2 separate regions of the Homo sapiens genome follow, and region 1 is linked to region 2. A link is a loop called in an ENCODE intact Hi-C map of the cell type or tissue named here. Cell type or tissue: heart left ventricle. All regions are shown on one strand. Each heading gives the region's core, and the rest is flanking DNA. Links, peaks and the distances in the headings are about the cores only.

What was found. Peaks named below come from ENCODE experiments on the same cell type or tissue, not always from the same donor. Only the 100,000 strongest peaks of a DNase experiment are listed, where the experiment ranks them.
Region 1: it touches region 2 in a loop (5-fold over the local background); 7 of 110 quality-filtered maps call a loop at or near these places.

Annotation. Positions count from the first base shown.
Region 1 is chr15:82,681,929-82,691,590 of GRCh38, reverse strand. It overlaps AP3B2 (adaptor related protein complex 3 subunit beta 2), which reads left to right. Exons shown (of 27, transcript NM_001278512.2): 2 at 2,138-2,213; 3 at 2,359-2,433; 4 at 2,760-2,855. The region is part of intron 3 of CPEB1-AS1 (CPEB1 antisense RNA 1); the gene reads right to left. It also overlaps the pseudogene LOC100421235. Among named protein-coding and RNA genes, the nearest start is that of AP3B2, 23 kb to the left of the region's middle. In heart left ventricle, for the core only: no CTCF peak of the experiment used is centred there; no DNase peak of the experiment used is centred there.
Region 2 is chr15:82,551,104-82,561,755 of GRCh38, reverse strand. It overlaps CPEB1 (cytoplasmic polyadenylation element binding protein 1), which reads left to right. Exons shown (of 13, transcript NM_001365242.1): 5 at 3,770-3,996; 6 at 5,634-5,886; 7 at 7,765-7,878; 8 at 8,200-8,289; 9 at 9,140-9,276. Among named protein-coding and RNA genes, the nearest start is that of RPS17, 16 kb to the right of the region's middle. In heart left ventricle, for the core only: no CTCF peak of the experiment used is centred there; no DNase peak of the experiment used is centred there.

The sequences.
Region 1 (9,662 bases), core at 156-8,155, 130 kb before region 2:
AAACTACATACTTTCTACCAGGGCCATATTAGCAGTGAAACATTTTAAACTGCAGAAATTGTGGTTTTGGTTCAGAAACAAGTTGTATATTTTTCACTCCTGAATATGGGTAAAAAATCAGTTCCGTCTTTGTGGGTTGCTCTGCTATGGAGATCAACAGTTACTGTGACTGAGTTGGCCCATTCTGCTTAAAAATATGTTTTAAACGTTTAAGAAAAATGCTCATCATCACTGGCCATCAGAGAAATGCAAATCAAAACCACAATGAGGTACCATCTCACACCAGTTAGAATGGCAATCATTAAAAGTCAGGAAACAACAGGTGCTGGAGAGGATGTGGAGAAATAGAAACATTTTTACACTGTTGGTGGGAGTGTAAACTAGTTCACCCATTGTGGAAGACAGTGTGGCGATTCCTCAAGGATCTAGAACTAGAAATACCATTTGACCCAGTGATCCCGTTATTGGGTATATACCCAAAGGATTGTAAATCATTCTACTATAAAGACACATGCACACGTATGTTTATTGCAGCACTGTTCACAATAGCAAAGACTTGGAACCAACCCAAATGTCCATCAGTGATAGACTGGATTAAGAACATGTGGCATGGCTGGGTGCGGTGGCTCATGCCTGTAATCCCAGCGTGGCTCATGCCTGTAATCCCAGCACTTTGGGAGGCCAAGACGGGTAGATCACGAGGTCAGGAGATCGAGACCATCCTGGCTAACACGGTGAAACCCCGTCTCTACTAAAAATACAAACAATTAGCTGGGCGTGGTGGTGGCGGGTACCTGTAGTCCCAGCTACTCGGTAGGCTGAGGCAGGAGAATGGCATGAACCCAGGAGGTGGAGCTTGCAGTGAGCCGAGATTGCGCCACTGCACTCCAGCCTGGGCGACAGAGCGAGACTCCATCTCACAAAAAAAAAAAAAAAAAAAAAAAAAAAGAAGAAGAAAATGTGGCACATATACACCATGGAATACTATGCAACCATAAAAAAGGATGAGTTCGTGTCCTTTGTAGGGACATGGATGAAGCTGGAAACCATCATTCTGAGCAAACTACTGCAAGGACAGAAAACCAAACACTGCAGGTTCTCACTCATAGGTGGGAATTGAACAATGAGAACACTTGAACACGGGGTGGGGAACATCACACACTGGGGCCTGTTGTGGCGTTGGGGGAGGAGGGAGGGATAGCATTAGGAGGAATACCTAATGTAAATGACGAATTAATGGGTGCAGCACACCAACATGGCACATGTATACATATGTAACAAAGCTGCACGTTGTGCACATGTACCCTAGAACTTAAAAGTATAATTAAAAAAAAAAAGTTTAGTAATTGAAAAAAAAAAGTACAACAATTGGGTTGGTTGGAACAGCAGAAATGAATTGTCTCACAGCTCTGGAGGCCAAAAGTCTGAACTCAAGGTGTCGGCAGGACCATGCTCCCTCTGAAACCCATAGGGAAATCCTTCTTTGCCCCTTCTAGCTTCTGGTTGTTTGCTGGCAGTCTCTGGCATTCCCTGGCTTGTAGACGCATCTTTCCAATCGTCTGCCTTCACATGGTAGTCTCCCTGTGTCTGTCTCTTTAAGTGGCTGTCTTTTGTTTTTTGTGTTTTTTTAATTTCAATTTAATCTATTTTTTGTAGACACATTGTTTCACCATGTTGCCAGGCTGGTCTCGAACTCCAGGGCTCAAGTGATCCTCCCGTCTCAGCTTCCCAAAGTGCTGGGATTACAGGCGTGAGCCGCCACACCCAGCCCACATGGCTGTCTTCTTATGGGAAACCAGACATGGGATTAGAGACCCACTCTATTAGAGTAGGATTGCATTTAACTAATTACATCTGCAACAACTCTATTTCCAAATAAGGTTACATTCTGAGGTACTAGGGGTTAAGACTTAAATATATCCTTTTTAGGAAGGACACAGTTCAACCCACAATATTAGCTGGCCACATGTTTCCCCTGATCTGTACTTTACTTGTTCCCCCTGGCTCTGGTCCCTCCTCGGGTCAGGTCCTGCCTGAGCCTCCCCTGGCCATGTCCCTTCTTTGTGCCTGGACCCTCCTGATTAATACCCCATCCCCACCCTTGTGCCCTCAGCTGACTTCTTGTACCTCCCACCAGGCATGATGACCTGAAGGAGATGCTGGACACCAACAAGGATTCTCTCAAGCTGGAGGCCATGAAGAGGATTGTGGCGGTAAGAGGGGAAGGAGGAGGCCTCCCTCCGGGCGGGGCCTGGGTGGCCAAGAGCAGCTCTCCTTAGCTCCTTGTAGACCTTCCCTCTAGTTAGTGCTGTGCCTCTCGCTTTGTCCCTCTTCCCCTACCTTGACCCCACCACCCAGATGATTGCCCGAGGAAAGAATGCTTCAGACCTGTTTCCCGCGGTGGTGAAGAACGTGGCCTGTAAGAACATAGAGGTGAGCACTACCTGGTGAGGGATTGCTTGTCCCCACCTCCCCCAGGACCACACTCAAGCTTGGGGTGAGGAAGGAAATGATTTAGCCCCTGGGGGCCCGACCTGCTGAGAAATGTCTCTGAGCCAGGAGAAGACACTGTCTCCATGTCCCTGAACTGGATGTGGATCAAGGTAAAGGACCCGGATACACTCAGGGGTGCTCTCCCCCACTGGGAGAGTTTGTCCCCATGGACCGCAGCTGGCTGGGGAGATGACATCCCAGGGGTAGGGGGGTGGGCACAGGTGCCTGCTGAGAAGCGTTCTGCTGAGAAACGTGCTCTCCCCAAGGTGAAGAAGCTTGTCTATGTGTACCTGGTACGCTACGCTGAGGAGCAGCAAGACCTGGCCCTGCTGTCCATCTCCACCTTCCAACGTGGCCTAAAGGTCAGGGGTCTCAGTTTGCCTCCCAGGGCCTGGGCCTCGTTGGCGCTGTATCGGAGGAGTAGGCCTGGGGAGAGGCCATGAGCATGGGAGCGGGCTCTGCAGACCCCTTCCTACCTGCCTAAAATTGGGAGGGTCACAGTCAGAAGAGGCCAGCCAGACCCTCAGAGAGTGGAAGCTGGGCTCAGAAGGGGCGTAAGAGATGAAGTGGGTACCCAGGGCCCCTGTCTCTCTTCCCAGGAGCCTGTGGTAATGGCTGCTTCTAGTATGAACCACTTGAGCCCCCGGAGAGTGGAGAGTCTCTAGCAATGGAGAACCCCTCAACCCTCACCCCCCTTTGTGTAAAGGTGTGAATTGTGGTCCACAGCCAGGTAGATTTCAACCTTTAGCAGTGGCCTGAATCCCCCACACCATTCTCACCTTTTGTTTCATTTTGCCCAAGGCCTCTAGTTGGATTTACATATGTTAGGTGCATGTATAAGTCTCCCCCCTAAGGGCTTTTCTGGTTAGTCTAAGACATCTTGAGGGTAAAGACAGCCATTTCAAGGCCATTCTCTCCATATTGGATTTTTCAGCTCTGATTACAACCATTAACTCCTCTATTTTTGCATACCTTTATTTATTTATTTATTTATGAGACAGGTTCTCACTGTGTTGCCCAGGCTGGAGTGCAGTGGTGCAATCATGGCTCACTGGAGCCTCGACTTCCCTGAGCTCAGGTGATTCTCCCACCTCTGTCTCCTGAGTAGCTGCGACTACTCAGCCTGCATCACCATGCTCGGCTAATTTTTTTGTAGTTTTTGTAGAGATGGGGTTTCACCCTGTTGCCTATGCTGGTCTTGGACTCCTGGGCTCAAGTGGCCTCAGCTTCCCAAAGTGCTGGGATTACAGGGATGAGCTAATACTCCTAGCCTGGATACTTTTAGTTCAAATTTCTGTGAGAGAGATTGTGAAAGGTCCAGCTCATCTTTTCATATCCAGAAGTTCTGTAGGTTGCTGGGTAGACAGGATTGCTGCTCAAATCCAGGGCCCACCCCTTGTCCAATCTGCTATGGCCAGCAAGAGGGGTTGACAGTCGGCTTCTTTGGGGTGAGAGTAGAAAGCATGGTCACTTGAATATACAATTCATTCATTTAGTAAATACTTGGGTGTCTCTATGCCACACATTGTGCTAGATTTCTTTTTATAAGTCAAAACCATGGAATCCGTCTTAGATTGGCAAGTAATCTTTTGGTTTGAGTAAGGGTTAAGTATAAAAACTAATCTGAAATTGTTGTACAGATTTTCACCTATAGTCTCTACCAACTGACCCTGTCCCCCTTTTAGAAAACCAGAGCTCATTTAGTTCAACTCAATGTGATAATTTCTTTCTGCAAAGTGCCAAATAGTATTTTAGGTTTTGTAGGCCTTATAGTCTCAACTATGCAACTACTCAATTTTGCCCTTATGGTGCAAATGCAGCCATTGACAAGTGGGCGTGGCCGTGTTCCAATAAATCTATATAAAAAACAGGCAATAGACAGATTTTATCCAAGGGCTGTAGCATGCCAGCCTTTGCTCTAGAACATGTCTAACAGGTCATCTTTTCTGATAGGGACCTCACTCCTTCATAAGGCAACTTGCTCCATCTCAAGACAACTACCACTATTTGGGGTGTTTTTTAAACCATTCTCTTTTGTTGAAACCTCCACAACTATAATTTTTAAAAATTGATTTCAGGCTGGGTGTGGTGGCTCATGCCTGTAATCCCAGCACTTTGGGAGGCCGAAGCAGGCAAATCACAAGGTCAGGAGTTCAAGACCAGCCTGGCCAACATGGTGAAACTCCATCTCTACTAAAAATACAAAAAATTAGCTTGGCATGGTGGCGGGTGCCCATAATCCCAGCTACTCAGGAGGCTGACGCAGGAGAATGGCTTGAACCCGGGAGGCAGAGGTTGCAATGAGCCGAGAACGTGCCACTGCAGTCCAGCCCAGGCGACAGTGTGAGATCCATCTCAAAAAAAAAAAAAATTGATTTCAGGCTGTACTGCATTATGACTGCACCTGTGAATAGCCACTGTACTCCAGCCTGGGCAACATAGGGAGACCCTGTATCTAAAAAATAAAATAAAATTTACTACAGGTTCACAAAAGGCATAAAGAATAATATAATGAATATCCATAAGAAATGACACATTTCTCAAATAGCCAAAGCCTCCTATATATCTTCTCTTGTTTATCATTCATAGGTATGTATTTATTCCTGTGCTAGTAATTTGCATATTGTTAAGCAATATAAAATGTTTTGTAAATGGTGTCATCGTACTACATATGTATTCCTTTAAAACTTGTTTTCTTTTTTGTTGTCACTGGCTTTTGGTCTCTCCTGCATGTTGGAACCAATCATTTCAATCCAGCCTTCTCCCTTCTTTCAATCCTAGCCCAGGCTAGGGCCGTGTTCACTTTCTTAGGAGATCCCTCATGGAATCAAACCTCTGACTGGCAAGCAGATAATCCAGGTCTCCCTACATCCTGTCTTTGTACAGTTGGTCCCTTGAACCCCCTATGAAACCCTACTCTATTTCATTTTATCAGTTTAGCACAGGGTCCAAACCAGGGTGATTCTGAATCTTAATTATGTCCCTCCTGATTTTGTGTCTTCTTTCAAGATACTGATAAGCTATTTGGACCAGGGCAAAAGACTGAGGCATAGCATGTTTCCAGGTTGACACTGATCTGTTAATAAACCTTCTCCAAGTATATTTCACCACGTTGTAGACCCACCTGACTGTACAGACAGCTGGCATTTTTCTATCTTGTTAGGAAGGATCTTATTCAATAGCAATAAATAAATAAATAAATAACACCTTTCATGTGCAAAGGGTTGTGGGTGACACAGAGATAAAACAGATGTGAATTCTGCTCTTAAAAATGCTTGGCTATTAGGTGAAACAAAAGGCCTACCTAAAAAATAGCAATGCAGGAAATGCTATGAGACTTCCACAAACATATCACTGAAATCAAGATACTAATATCCACCGGCCTAGTTACCCCATCAAAAAGGAAAACACATTTTTTTTGATAACTTTCTGTGAATCTATAATCATTTCCCAAATAAAATGCTCACACACAAAAAAGGAAAACAGGTTTAAGCAGATGATGTGACTATTTGTCTCTAAGAAAACAGAGACTCCTTCCTTTTCAATAAATGTTTCTAACCCATCTGTTTAAAAGTCAATTCCAGAATTTTGTCAGGAATTAGCATCAATTTTACCTGCAATTGTGAGGATCTTGTCTTGTCTTTTTCCATTTCAGAAAGTCAGGGTAATATCTACCCTTCTTTAGTGTTCTATTCCCGTCATTCTCTAAGAGTAATAGTACAGGCACACCTCATTGTATTGCACTTTGCAGATATTGCCAGATATTGCACTTTTTACAAATTGAGGGTTTGTGGCAACCCTACATCAATCAAGTCTATCAGTGCCATTTTTCCAACAGTATGTGCTCACATTGTGCCTCTGTCACATTCTGGTAATTCTCACAATATTCCAAACTTTTTAATGATTATTATATGTTATGGTGATCAGTGATCTTTGATGTTACTATTGTAATTGTTTTGGGGTGCCACAAACCATGCTCAGACATGAAAGTGAAATTAATCAATAAATGTTGTGTGTGTTCTGACTGTTCCCCCATCTCCTTCACCTTGGGCCTCTTCATTCCCTGAGACACAACAATATTGAAATTAGATCAATTAATAACCCTACAATGGCCTCTAAGTGTTCAAGTGAAAGGAGGAACCACACATCTCTCACTTTAAATCAAAAGCTAGAAATGGTTAGGCTTAGTGAGGAAGGTATGTTAAAAGCTGTGATAGGCTGAAAGCTAGGCCACTTGCTCCAAACATTTAGCCAAGTTGTGAATGCAAAGTAAAAGTTCTTGAAGGAAATTAAAAGTGCTACTCCAGGCTGGGCGTGGTGGCTCACACCTGTAATCCCAGCACTTTGGGAGGCCGAGGCAGGAGGATCACTTGAGACCAGGGGTTCAAGACCGTCTCTATAAAAAATTTTTTTAAGTTAGCCTGATGTGGTGGTACGCACCTGTAGTCTTAGCTACTTGGGAGGCTGAGGTGGGAGGATCACTTGAACCCAGAAGTTTGAGGTGCTTCTCCAGTAAACACATGAATGATAAAGAAAGCAAGACAGGATTATTGCTGATATAGGAAAATTTAAGTGGTCTGGATAGACGATCAAACCAGCTACCACATTCCCTTAAGCCAAAGCCTAATTCATAGGCAGGTCTTAAATCTCTCCAATTCTATGATGGCTGAGAGAGGTGAGGAAGCTACAGAAGAAAAGACGGAAGCTAGTGGAGGTTGGTTCATGAAGTTTAAGTACAGAAGCCATCTCCATAACAAAAAAATGCAAGGTGAAGCAAAAGTGCTGATGGAGAAGCTGCAGCAAGTTGTCCAGAAGATCTAGCTAAGATCATTGATAGATGTGACTATGTTCAACAAGAGATGCTCAATGTAAATGAAACAGCCTCTTACTGGAAGAAGATGCCATCTAGCACTTTCCTACCTAGAGAGAAGTCAATGCCTGGCTTTAAAAAACAGGCTGGCTCTTGTTAGGGGCCAATGCAGCTAGTGACTTTAAGTTGAGGCCAGTGCTCAATGACCATTCTGAAAATCCTGGGGTCCTTAAGAATTATGGCAGATCTCCTCTGCCTGTGCTCTATAAATGGAACAACAGTGCCATGACAGCACATCTGTTTGCAGTTATGGTTTACTGAATTTTTTAAGCCCACTGTTGATACCTACCGCTTAAAGATTCCTTTCATAATATTACTGCTCATTGACAATGCATTTGTTCACTCAAGAGCTCTGATGGAGAGGTACAAGGAGATTAATGATTTCATGCCTGCTAACACAAAATCAGTTCTGCAGCCTATGGATCAATGAGTAATTTTGACTTTTAAGTCTTATTATTTAAGAAATACATCTCGTAAGGCTAGAGCTGCCATAGATAGTGATTCCTCTCATGGATCTGGACAAAGTAAATTGAAAACCTTCTGGAAAGGTTTATAGAAACCTTCTGGAAAGGTTTACCATTATAGATGCCATTAGGAACATTCATGATTCATGGGAGGAGGTCAAAATATTAACATTAACAGGAGTTTGGAAGAAGTTGATTCTAAACTCCATGGATGACTTTGAGGGGTTCACTACTTCAGTGGAGGAAGTAACTACATATGTGGTGGAATTCTACCTAGAAGTAGAAGTAGAATTAAAAGTGGAGCCTGAAGATGTGACTGAATTGCTGCAATCTCATGATAAAACTTGAATGGATGAGGACTTGCTTCTTATGAGTGAACAAAGAAAGTCCTTTCTTAAAATGGAATCTGCCGGGTGCAGTGGCTCACGCCTGTAATCCCAGCATTTTGGGTGGCCGAGGTGGGTGGATCACGAGGTCAGGAGATCGAGACCATCCTGGCTAACACAGTGAAACCCCGTCTCTACTAAAAACAGAAAAATTAGCCAGGCATGGTGGCGGGCACCTGTAGTCCCAGCTACTCGGGAGGCTGAGGCAGGAGAATGGCGTGAACCTGGGAGGTGGAGCTTGCAGTGACCCGAGATCTCGCCACTGCATTCCAGCCTGGGCGACAGAGCGAGACTCCGTTACAAAAAAAAAAAAAAAAAAAAAAAAAAAAACTCCTGGTGCAGATGCTGTGAACATTGTTGAAATGACAACAAAGGATTTAGAATATTACATAAACTTAGTTGATAAAGCAGAGGCAGAGTTTAAGAGGACTGACTTCAATTTTTTTTTTTTTTGTAGAGACTGGGGTCTCCCTATGTTGCCCAGGCTGGTCTTGAACTCCTAGGCTCAAGCAATCCTCCTACCTCAGCCTCCCAAAGTGTTGGGATTACAGGCACAAGCCATCACGCCCAGCCTACATTGTTTTTTTAAAGACATAATGCTATTGCATGCTTAGTAGACTACAGTATATTGTAAACATAACTTTTTTTTTTTTTTTGGAGATAGGATCTCACTCTGTTGCTCAGTCTGGAGTGCAGTGGCATGAACATATGTAGCTCACTTCAGCCTCCAACTCCCTGGGCTCAAGTGATTCTCCCACTTCAGCTTCCCAAGCAGCTGTAACTATAAGCATAACTTGTATGCACCAGGAAACAAAAAATTTATGTGACTCGTTTTAGTGCGATATTTGCTTTATTGTTGAGGTCTAGAATCAAACCCACAATATCTCCGAGGTATGCCTGTAATATATAGCTGCTGCTGCTGATAGTGGGAAGACAGTCCTAAGCCCCATGATCACAATACAGTGTAAGGAATGCTTTTATACGTTCTGTATAGGATGCAGTAGGAATAAAGAAGAAGGGCTTGGGGCCGGGCGTGGTGGCTCACGTCTGTAATCCCAGTACTTTGGGAGGCCGAGGTGGGCGGATCACTTGCGGCCAGGAGTTCGAGACCAGCCTGGCCAACACGGCGAAACCTAATCTCTACTAAAAATACAAAAAATTAGCTGGGTGTGGTGGTGCGCGCCTGTAGTCCCAGCTACTTGGGAGGCTGAGGCAGGAGAATCGCTTGAACCCAGGAGGTGGAGGTTGCAGTGAGCCGAGATTGCACCACCGCACTCCAGCCTGGCGACAGAGCGAGACTCCATCTCAAAAAAAAAAAAAAAAAAAAAAAGGAAGGGCCTACACCCCTATTTTGTTTTAAACACTGTGGAAGAACAGCAGCTTTTGCAATGATTTCTGGGAGAAAGGAGTGTAAGGTTGAACTCCGGAAGGGAGACCAGCTTGCATCTG
Region 2 (10,652 bases), core at 1,128-9,127:
AGATACCTTTGTAGGCACAGTAGAGAACTTTCAAGTTAGCAGAGGTAGATGGGTTTGTGGCTGGTAAAACAGGTGTACCAACACAATAGTGAATACAAATGATGTGAATGAGGAAAGGGGTCTGTAGTGCTTACCATGTTGCTTTTTTGACTCTTTCCAAAATACCTTTTAAAAAAAACCTTGGGTGAGGACAGTTACCAGAGCCCATACTTGCCATCTTTGGTGTTTTCAGATACAAGCCTTTGGGGCAGCATCCCCTCTTGAGTATTTTTTCTGGCGTTCTGCTTTATGCTGTTTCTCCCTTGACAACTCTCAGAGCTCTCTGCTGTGCCACTTGAAACTCCCCTTTTCCAGGGTTAACAAACTGGCTTTCTTTTTTTTACTGGTGAATGCTCCCCCCATTTTCTGCTTTAGCTGAAGACTTTTCCTTTAAGATGCTGCTATGCCAAGTAGAGCCTACTCATTGTCCCAGGTCTCTGAAAATCTCATTGTTTAACTCCAGGCCCAGTTATCACCATCGGTCTTTTTAGTGTCCACATGAATGACTTATCTAATATTTCAGACTTCTCACATTCTAAGTCAGCCACCTCTACCATACTCTGGACCTTGCCATCCTCAGAGCTCTTAATCTTCAATGTCCCACCTCTTCGTGTTTATATTGTCTGCCACCCTCATTCCTCTTATAGCTATCAGCCTATTGAAATCACTGGTTTTCCATTTATTTGCTCCTAATCTATTGACTTTGTTCTGTCTTTAGCCTATAATGCACGACCCATTCTTCATTTCCTTTGTTGCTGTTATCATCAATTCTGTTGTCACATTTATTCCTTCATACCCCCTTGGGGGAACAAAATCATAGCTCTGTATGGCTTCAGTGTCCATCCAGGTATCTGAGCTCTGCTGGAGAAAATCCTTTAAGTCCAACTTAGTTTTCCTCTTTGCTGGACACTGGTTCCTACTGGTGCTTTTCCTTAGTTTCCCTGGTCAGCCTTCTTTGCTATCCACACAACAGCTCTGCAGATCTCCTTTTCCGTGTCTCTCAGTTACCCTTAAGATAAAATCAAGCTGGGTGCAGTGGCTCATGCCTGTAATCCTAGGAGTTTGTGAGGCTGAGGTAAGAGGATTGCTTGAGCTCAGGAGTTCGAGACCAGCCTGGGCAACATAGATGCTACCTCTACTAAAAATTTTTTTTAAATCAGCCAGATGTGGTAGATATCACATGCCTGTAGTCCCAGCTGTTCTAGAGGCTGAGGTGGGAAGATCGCTTGAGCCCAGGAAGATTGAGGTTGAAGTGAGCCACTGCACTCCAGCCTGGGCAACAGAACTAGGCCCTGTCTCAAAAAAAAAAAAAAAAACAAATGACAATAAGATAAAAACTATTTAACCTAGTGGTCAGAGTTCTTTGTGATTTGAATTGTTACCTCACTGTTCATCACCCTAACTTGTTTTTGTGAAATGTGGAAAAGGATGAGGCCCTCCAGGGCATTGGTACCACTTTTAAGACCAGTGCATGTGATCTGTTGATTTTTCACAGTGCCTCTTTGCCAGGCTTTGCAGCATTAGGGTGGAACCTTGAATAAAATCTTCACATATTCTGCCTTCTCAGGGCATGGACTCTACAGGCTTTGATTTTGGATTTCTATCAGGCAGGAGTTTGTCAAGGAACTTTTTTTTTTCAGAGTCTTGCTCTATCACCCAGGCTGGAGTGTAGTGGCGCAATCTCGGCTCACTGCAACCTCTGCCTCCTGGGTTCAAGCAATTCTTGTGCCTCAGCTTCCCGAGTAGCTGGGATTACAGGCGTGCACTTTCACGCCTGGCTAATTTTTGTATTTTCAGTAGAGACGGGGTTTCGCCATGTTAGGCAGGCTGGTTTCAAACTCCTGACCTCAGGTGATCTACCTGTCTCAACCTCCCAAAGTGCTGGGATTACAGGCGTGAGCCACCACACCCGACCAAAGGATTATTTGAGAAGTTTGTCAGGGATTATTTCTGATGGTTATCAATCCAAGCATTTTGAGACACTTAGTTTTAGCATACAGTTAAATTTTAGAGCTTTGAAAACTGCTTCAAAAGGCAATTTCAAAGTTAGGAATGTTTCCTTGAAAAACAAAATGCTAAACTAACTCCTTGCTGGATGTGCTGTGGCTCCACCCCACCCACATCCCACAACATACATACATATTAGACTGGCTAGATATAAAAAGATTGACCAAACCAGGTGTTGGCCAGGTTGTAGAGGGACTGAAACTCTCATCACTGCCGGTGGGAATGTAAAATGGTATATAGTTCCATCTACTTGGAAAACAGTATTATGACAGTCTCTTTAAAAATTAAAGCTATTTTTACTACAAAATAATAACTAGATAAATAGATATATCTACAGTTTCCCCTGTGTTAAATGTTAAGGATACACCTACCATGTCTTATCCAAAAGGGGAGGTCATATACCTAAAGGAGCGTGGGCTGGTCTGGTCCCATATTAACAGATGTTTGGGATCTTGTGTATATGTTCCATCAATGGCATGTGTGTCTCGTACCCTGAAAGCATGCATTGATTTTGATTTCAGTCTTGAGAGGTTTATTCCTGCTTCTTGGGACTCCAGCTCCAGACAAGCATTCAAACTGACTTAGAGGCCTGGGAGGAAACCAGCTCTGGGTGACCTGTGTTTCATTTCATTGCTAGTCAGGGCGGAAGTGGGGCCAATCACAGCCAGTTATTCAGCACTTACACATATGATTTTGGTTTTACCTCAGCCATTTTGAGGTGAATGTTCTCATTCTTCAGATGAAAAAAAAAAAAAACTTCAAATTAAGGCTTCTTTCCTAGATTTAGCACACCCATAGCTCCATGGCAAAGCCCTCTTATTCCTTATTCTCATAGATAGAGGGTGTGCTTTGCTTAGGTTCCCCAAGGCCAAGTGTGGAAAACGTTGCTCTTTTTTTGTTTCATATTTAAATATTTATTGTGTGCTGGGTGCTACTGTGCTGAGCTCTTTCCATCTGGTATCTAATTATTGAGCTGTCCTAACAATGTCATGAAATAGTTGATACTCCACCCTAAATGCCAGTGAGAAAACAGAGGGTCAGAGAAGCTAAGTGAGCTTCCCAGAGCTCACAGACATATACAAGAGGTGTCAGACACAGGGTTTAATCCTAAGTTTAAGTCAAAGAATGGGCTTAACCATGTCATTCTGCTTCCATCCTAAACATTTCAAGTTCAGGGGTACATTGAAGAGAATCTGTATATGCTAGAAGTTTGCATAAGTGAACCTCTCACATGAGGTGGTATGCTTATGCTATACCAGATTTCTGGGGTGTGGCCTGAAATTCTATATTATAGCATTAGAAAGGTGAGAATTCTTCTAATAAACAAATCGTCAGGCAGTAAAGATGAAGTATGGTTTGGGATTTCTAACTGTGCTGTAGGTGTATCCAGGCATTAATAGCAGCTGTGACCAGGGACCCCAGTGACAGTTTCCCAAGTACTGGCATTGACCTTTTAAGCCTGGGTAGTATAACCCAGCAGTTTTGCTGCTATTGTAACAGCAGGAACTCTGGTCTTCAGTCAGCTTGTAACTTCCTCTAACAAGGCCCTTGCGGCCAGGTCTCAGAGCTGGATATATATCTGTTCATTATATTGTGTTTTGCTGGCATGCTTTTAGTTGTCTTGCCTTTGGTATCTCTTGTTGGGTGGCTGTAGGAGAAGAAAGAGGCTGTTGGCTGCAAAGAAAACTAAGAGGTCATGAGGTTTCCTTTTTTGTCCTCCTAGTACTGAGCATGCTCCATAACCCACTGGGAAATGTCCTAGGAAAACCCCCCTTGAGCTTCCTGCCTCTGGATCCCCTTGGGTCTGACTTGGTGGACAAGTTTCCAGCACCCTCAGTTAGAGGATCACGCCTGGACACCCGGCCCATCCTGGACTCTCGATCTAGCAGCCCCTCTGACTCAGACACCAGTGGCTTCAGCTCTGGATCAGATCATCTCTCAGATTTGATTGTATGTAACTCATTTGGGAAAGGGGAGTTGTGGGTGGAGTTGCCTGTGTGTGTCCAAGGGGAAGGAGGGTACAATATCTATGGGATGCCTGTCCCCTGGAATGCAGGCTGGGAGATGGGATGAGGGGAGGAGTGGAGATTATTGTGGACATTTGTAGAGTTCTCATCCTTAACAGGATAGAGGATGCTTTGAAGACCCATTGAGCAATACATTGCAGGACCTGAGCTCAGGACTCTCATTTTACTAGCTACTCCAAGAGTACTGGAAAACACTTAATTTCAAAAGTAAACGTGAGGGCCCTGGCAGTGTTCTGTTTCTTTACCTACACGGGGTGCTTTCTTTAGCCCTTAAACAGTGTCATTTATGTACTTTGATGTATGATATCTCACAATTAAGTAATAACGTAAAAAATTTTTAAGTAGTAATTAGCAGAGATAGGATTTTAATCCAGATCTGACTGTAGCTCCTGTATTTTTTCCACTGACCCGTGTCAGCTTTCAATTCATGCCATGATGAATCTATGAAACATTGCCTCAGTTAATTTTTGCATTTCACGTTCCTTATCTACAGCCATGTATGATGCGTGTGGTCTTCATGCTAAGTGGAGTTGGCAAATGAATTAGAATAGGTAGGGGATATTATAGATAGATTAGTACAGATAATATAGATAGGGGATAGTAGAAGTAAATACAGGTGGGATTGGCAGTGAGAAATTACCCCAAAATAAGAATACAGTTTCAGATGCCTTATAAGCATTTTTGTTGCCAAATCTCCCGAGCTGAATGTGCAGTGAATAGAATTACTTATTTTACCACCTTCTTCTCTTCCCCATACCCAGGACTGGCAACTTTGGTTGTGATCGCCTGTCAGCCTGTCCTAGAATATGGAAGTTGGCGATGGTGTTCTCACTGACCATTGGTTTTATCTGTTAAGGCTGCATTTCTAAAAGGGCAGTCACATGCGGGTCTCTTTGCTTCTCTGGGCTGCAGTTACCTCTTCTGTAAAATGGGGTCAGATACAGTGCTGGTAGTTCTGTCTATATTACTTAGATTGGACTCAGTCTTGGAAATTTATCTCATGACTGATTAATATTTGGGGATTTTAAAATATTCTGTCAACGAGTTATTTTGATAATGTATCATTTCACACACGTAAATTAGAATTTAAAGGTTTGACACAGCTTATGGTGTTCTGATACATTTATGATACAATGCAGAGCTCTCATAGATAGCATTTTTGGCATTCGGCTTTCTAGGAATCTGACCAAAGAAAACACAAAATATGAAGAAGCTACATCTTAATTTTTATTTATGGTTCTGAAAACTTGGAAAGTATATATATAACAGGAAGAGTATGGGTCAGTGAGATGTACCTTGTTCCCTAAATAGAATATGATAAATGCATTTTAAATGGTTATAAAGACTGGCAATATGGAAAAGTTGAATGAGGAGAGAAGGAGCATTTGTTTAAATTATAGTATAACTAGAACTAATCAAAATTGCTCAGGAAGAAAGTCTAAAAGAATATATATCAAATGCTAAATGTCTATTGGATGTTTTTAATAATTTCTATAATGTGATTATTACTTTATAACAAAACTAGCCTTTAAAACCCTGTCTTCCTTTTTCCTCCCCTAGTCAAGCCTTCGCATTTCTCCACCTCTGCCCTTCCTGTCTCTGTCAGGGGGTGGTCCCAGAGACCCTTTAAAGATGGGGGTAGGGTCTCGGATGGACCAAGAGCAAGCTGCTCTTGCTGCAGTCACTCCCTCCCCAACCAGTGCTTCAAAGAGATGGCCAGGAGCTTCTGTGTGGCCATCCTGGGACCTCCTCGAAGCTCCCAAAGACCCCTTCAGCATAGAGAGAGAGGCCAGGCTGCACCGACAAGCTGCAGGTGAGTGTGCCTTGAGCATGTGTGAGGCCTGAGGCCTCATTTTGGGAGCAGAGAGGAAGTGACCTTAGTTCACACACTTGTGAACTGTCTAGAGGAGGCTTGGTTGCATGGTGAAGTCTCCAGATCTGCAAAGAATTATCTTTCTGTGGAGTAAATACTAATGGGAACAGACTCAGGAACTTCTTGAGGCTGAGTGGAGAGGAAAGAGGCAGGTTATCTGGCACATGCATGTGCCACAGCACAAGGAGCTGGCTCCATCTCTCACTTGTGCCGTTCCGTGGAGACTGGCTGTGTGCTGCTCTTGCTTTTACTTTTTCCACGGGTGGATGTCCTCAAGAGAAACTCTGGAAGGGATATCCAGAATTTTGTCTACCCTCTCCACATTCTAATTCAAAGACCATCAGACACAACTCATGCTGGAGCTTTCTTCCCTGAGGCTTTCTGATTGGTATAGTCAGGGATGCACTGGGGAAGGAGGGGTCCATTTGTCAACCTCTAAAGTGAGGAGTGTCACCAGATGTCCTGGTCTCTTAGGAATCCTTAAGGTTCTGACATTTAAATTTAATCTTAGGCTGGCCTGGGTGGCTCAGCACTTAAGCAGAGGCAGCAGGATGGCTTGAGCCGAGGAGTTGCCCAGCCTGGGAAACATAGCAAGACCCCATCTCTATATATTTTAAAAGGTTTAAAAAATAAATTATCCTAAATATGTATTAAATGTGTTTTTCATCTTTGTCTAGTACTGCTTCAGGGAGATATTCATTAACCACTGGCTCTTCAGAGGTCCTGAATTTGATGACTAAGTTAGTGTTAGTTTCTGCATTCCATTTGTTTCCATAGGCTTCAGTGTGTCTGTTTGCTCACAGAGTTGGGCTGGATCTCATTCTCCTCTGATAGTGCTGTGCCCTGTTCACCTAATGATTTTGGCAACCCATCTTTGTACTTTCTCTGGTGCCATTGTTTTCCTGTGAAATGACATTACCATGCTTTTGGATGAGACCATTATATTCTGTTTTTGTCGTAAAAGATTGCTGACATTGCCCAGTTTCTTGCTGTAGCAACACGTTGGGCCTATTCCTTTTAGGAAATATCCTTCCACATCTTTGTCCTGAATGAAAATGATAGTTCCTTTCATTGGCTGTCTGCCTCTTTGCTGAAAGAGGAGGGTGAAATAAATGGGCAAGAACTAGCTAGTCCTCACTAAGGTCAGTCTCTGATTTGGAAAGGTACAAACAGTGGGGACAGGATTGAAGACTGATTCATTACGTTACCATGCTGGCATCAAGGAAGGCCCATTGTCTATTTGGGTGCTATAAAGATGAGTCTGGCTTGGAACAGTTGTGACATTCTTGTCTTACTGGGTTGCCAGTGCTGGTTTTTATTGGCAGTGTCCTAACTTCTGTGATTCATGAGTTCAGAGCCAAGACAAGGAAACAGAATAGAATGTTTCTCATTTGAACATTGGGGAGAAGGCCCATTTGTACCAGTAAGCCTGCAAGATGTTGTATTGCTATGTTTATTTTCAAGTAATTATGAATTAGTACTGTAAGCAATAACAGGATAAAACTGCTTTGTGGTTAGCATATTAGTTGAATGTTTGAAAATAACATGGGGTGTAAATTTTTACCCTACACATCTGGTTTGGTATTCCTTTCAATTTTAGTGGGGACAGAATTAGCAAAGTAGGATTATCATACTTGACTGAGTGGATTGGTGAGACATAGATTTCTTGCTTTTCAGAATAATCATGGATATTCTCTCAGGCATCTGGGCAAGGATTGTGGCCAGTCAGGTTCTTACTGGACAAGTTCACCCCAGGGAAGAGTGTGGCTTTGTTGATTCTCTAACCTCCCCTGTTTATCTCTTTGCCATCTACCAAAGCTGTGAATGAAGCCACCTGTACCTGGAGTGGCCAGCTTCCTCCCCGGAACTATAAGAACCCCATCTACTCTTGCAAGGTGTTTCTAGGAGGTGTTCCTTGGGATATTACAGAAGGTGAGCTGTCTCTAAGACCTGCTTTAAGAGTTGAAGGGTGGGGCATGTCTTTCAGGAGCATGAAACTTGGAATTGAGGCCAGGGGCTGAATGCCCTGCCTGAGCTCAGGGTATTACATGAGTGTCTGAGGGGAGAGGTGCATTTCATAGACCCCCATAGTGCTCCTTATGTCGGGAGCTTACACCGGAGATCAGCATTCGTTTCTGAGTTGTTTGTCAGTGGGGATGAGCCAGGGAGGAGAATGCTGGTGATTCTGTGTTTGTGTCTTTACTGGGAAAGATGGTTCCTCAGCTTCTGCCATTCTTTTCTGTCTCTTTGCAGCTGGATTAGTTAACACCTTCCGTGTTTTTGGCTCTTTGAGTGTGGAGTGGCCTGGTAAGGATGGCAAGCATCCCCGGTGTCCTCCCAAAGGTAATATGCCTAAAGGTAATAAAGACATGGTAGGAGCTTTTTTTTCCCTTCCCTAGTACATAACTGCACCTAGGGGTGCTGGGATGTCACAGCTGCATGTTGGTAACATGGTGGGCACTCCAGGGCACAGACCTGCCATCTGTCAGCACTTTCTCTTCAACCTAACATGTCCCTCTGTTTCTTCTGAGCTAATGTTCCATCTGTCCAGACTTACACAGCAGTGGGAGTTGCCTCTGAAACCCCTTCCTTGTACACTTCTCTCTAAACCTGAACCCAAGCAGCACCTTTCCTCTCAAAATAAGGCGTTTGAAAAGCTTTCCCTTGCCTGCCTGTCCTGCCCAGTTACGTTGTTGCCTGACCTAATTCTGAAGTCCCTTTGGAGTTGGCAGGAATGAGGACCAAGCATCTGATTCCTCACTGGTCTGAAATGAGATCCCTTCCCTGTAGAAAGGAGCAGGTGCTATTTTCACCCTGCCCCATCTTCATTGAACTGAACTAATGGTTTAAGTAGGTGTTTAAAGCAATACCTGCCATCTTTCCTGCCACCAGGAAAGCCTGGCTCTGCTGACCTGAACATGCTCTGTGTTCTTGCATAGAGAGCTGTGGTAATGGTGGGATCCTCTGTCTCAGCTTGCCAGTCCTTTCCTTCACCAGGGTGGGAGGGAGGCCCACAACCCAGGGCATCTGCATAGCAAATGCTTCCACTCAACACGACTTTTCAGGAGTAAAACAAAAATGTATCTTATACACAAGACCTTCTTTCTTGGAAGAAACGCCCTGCTGCAAAGCCAAGGCTGAGGAGTGGCCACCTAAGGGATATTAATGCGATTTTTCCTCTCATTGGGAATAGGGTATGTGTATCTGGTCTTCGAACTAGAGAAGTCTGTCCGATCCTTGCTTCAGGCTTGCTCTCATGACCCGCTGAGCCCAGATGGCCTGAGTGAATATTATTTCAAGATGTCCAGCCGAAGGATGCGCTGCAAGGAGGTGAGTTAGCGTGATGTCCTTTCTGGATCGAGGGTCTTGGAATATTGAGGCACTGGATTTTCTTGTGGTAGGTGGATAGGCAGGCTGCAGGCAAGGAGTATTCCTGCTGAGGCAAGAAGGCTCTTCTTGTCCCACAATAAAATAGCAGTATCCTCTCAATTACATTAAAAAAAAAAAAAAGCAACCTTTGGGACTTAATGGGGTGTGTGCATGCACACATGCGCATGCCTGCCCATGGTAATCAAACTGTCTGCCCGTCTTTATTCTGCTCTTCTTTCTTGTAGCCAACACTTTGGTTTCAAACCTCTTGTCTTAGAAATGAAATTGAGAACAGCAAACTTCTCTACTTGGACTTAACTGATAAACCTACAGCTGTTTTTCCCTGGTCCTGCCCTTCCTGTGCCTTGTGACCTCCCAGTCTGTGGGGGTGAATTCCTCTTTAGCCCACACCCACCTGTGGGTCACTTCTTCATTCTTATTCAGGGCTTTATTTAGTTTTGTGGGTTTTCCCCATAAGATTCTCTCTTCCTACGCTTTTTCTAATATCAGCCTTATGTATCCTTGGCAGCATGGGTCTCTAACGAGTTTATCTCACCTGGGGATCTCATTGCACATTCTTGGGCCTTATCCCAGACTTACTGAATCACTCTGGGTGGAATTTAGGAATCTCCAACTGAATAAAGATCCCCAGGTGGTTCTAGTGGGTAGTGTTTGAGAACCACTTGTCAAAGCAAGTTTTGAGCTCAGGAATCAGTGCGGTGGTAAAATCGGATTTGAGAGCACACAACTTTTGTGACATTGGACTAGATATTTAATATCTCTGAAACTTTGTTTCCTCTTCTCTTCTATAAGATGGGAAACTAAAATGCCTATTTTAGTAAAAAAGATCAGTGGTTGCCAGGGGTTTAGCAGGAAGGGATGAAGAGACATAGCACAGAGGATTTTTAGGGCAGTGAAACTATTCTGTATATGGTGGATACATGTCATTATACTTTGGTCCAAACCCATAGAAGGTAAAAGAAACACCAGGAGTGAACTCTGATGCAAACCATGGACTTTCGGTGGGGATGATGGGTCAGTATAAAAAAATGTTCCACTCTCATGCGGGATCCTGATAGTGGGGAAGTCACGCAAGTGTGGGGGCAGAGAGTATTTGGAGAATCCCTGTACTTTCTGCTCAGATTTACTGTAAACCTTAAAGCTTCTCTAAAAAAATCTATAGGGTAAGAGGAGAAATGCCTATTTTATTGGGATGGTCACATTAGATTTAAAATAAATCCATGTAACAAAGCTGGCTCTTGTTCTGTGTTAGAGAGAGGGCAGGCTCATCCTCTGGCTGCCCACAGTGACCCACAGCTTCCCTACCTTCTCTGCTT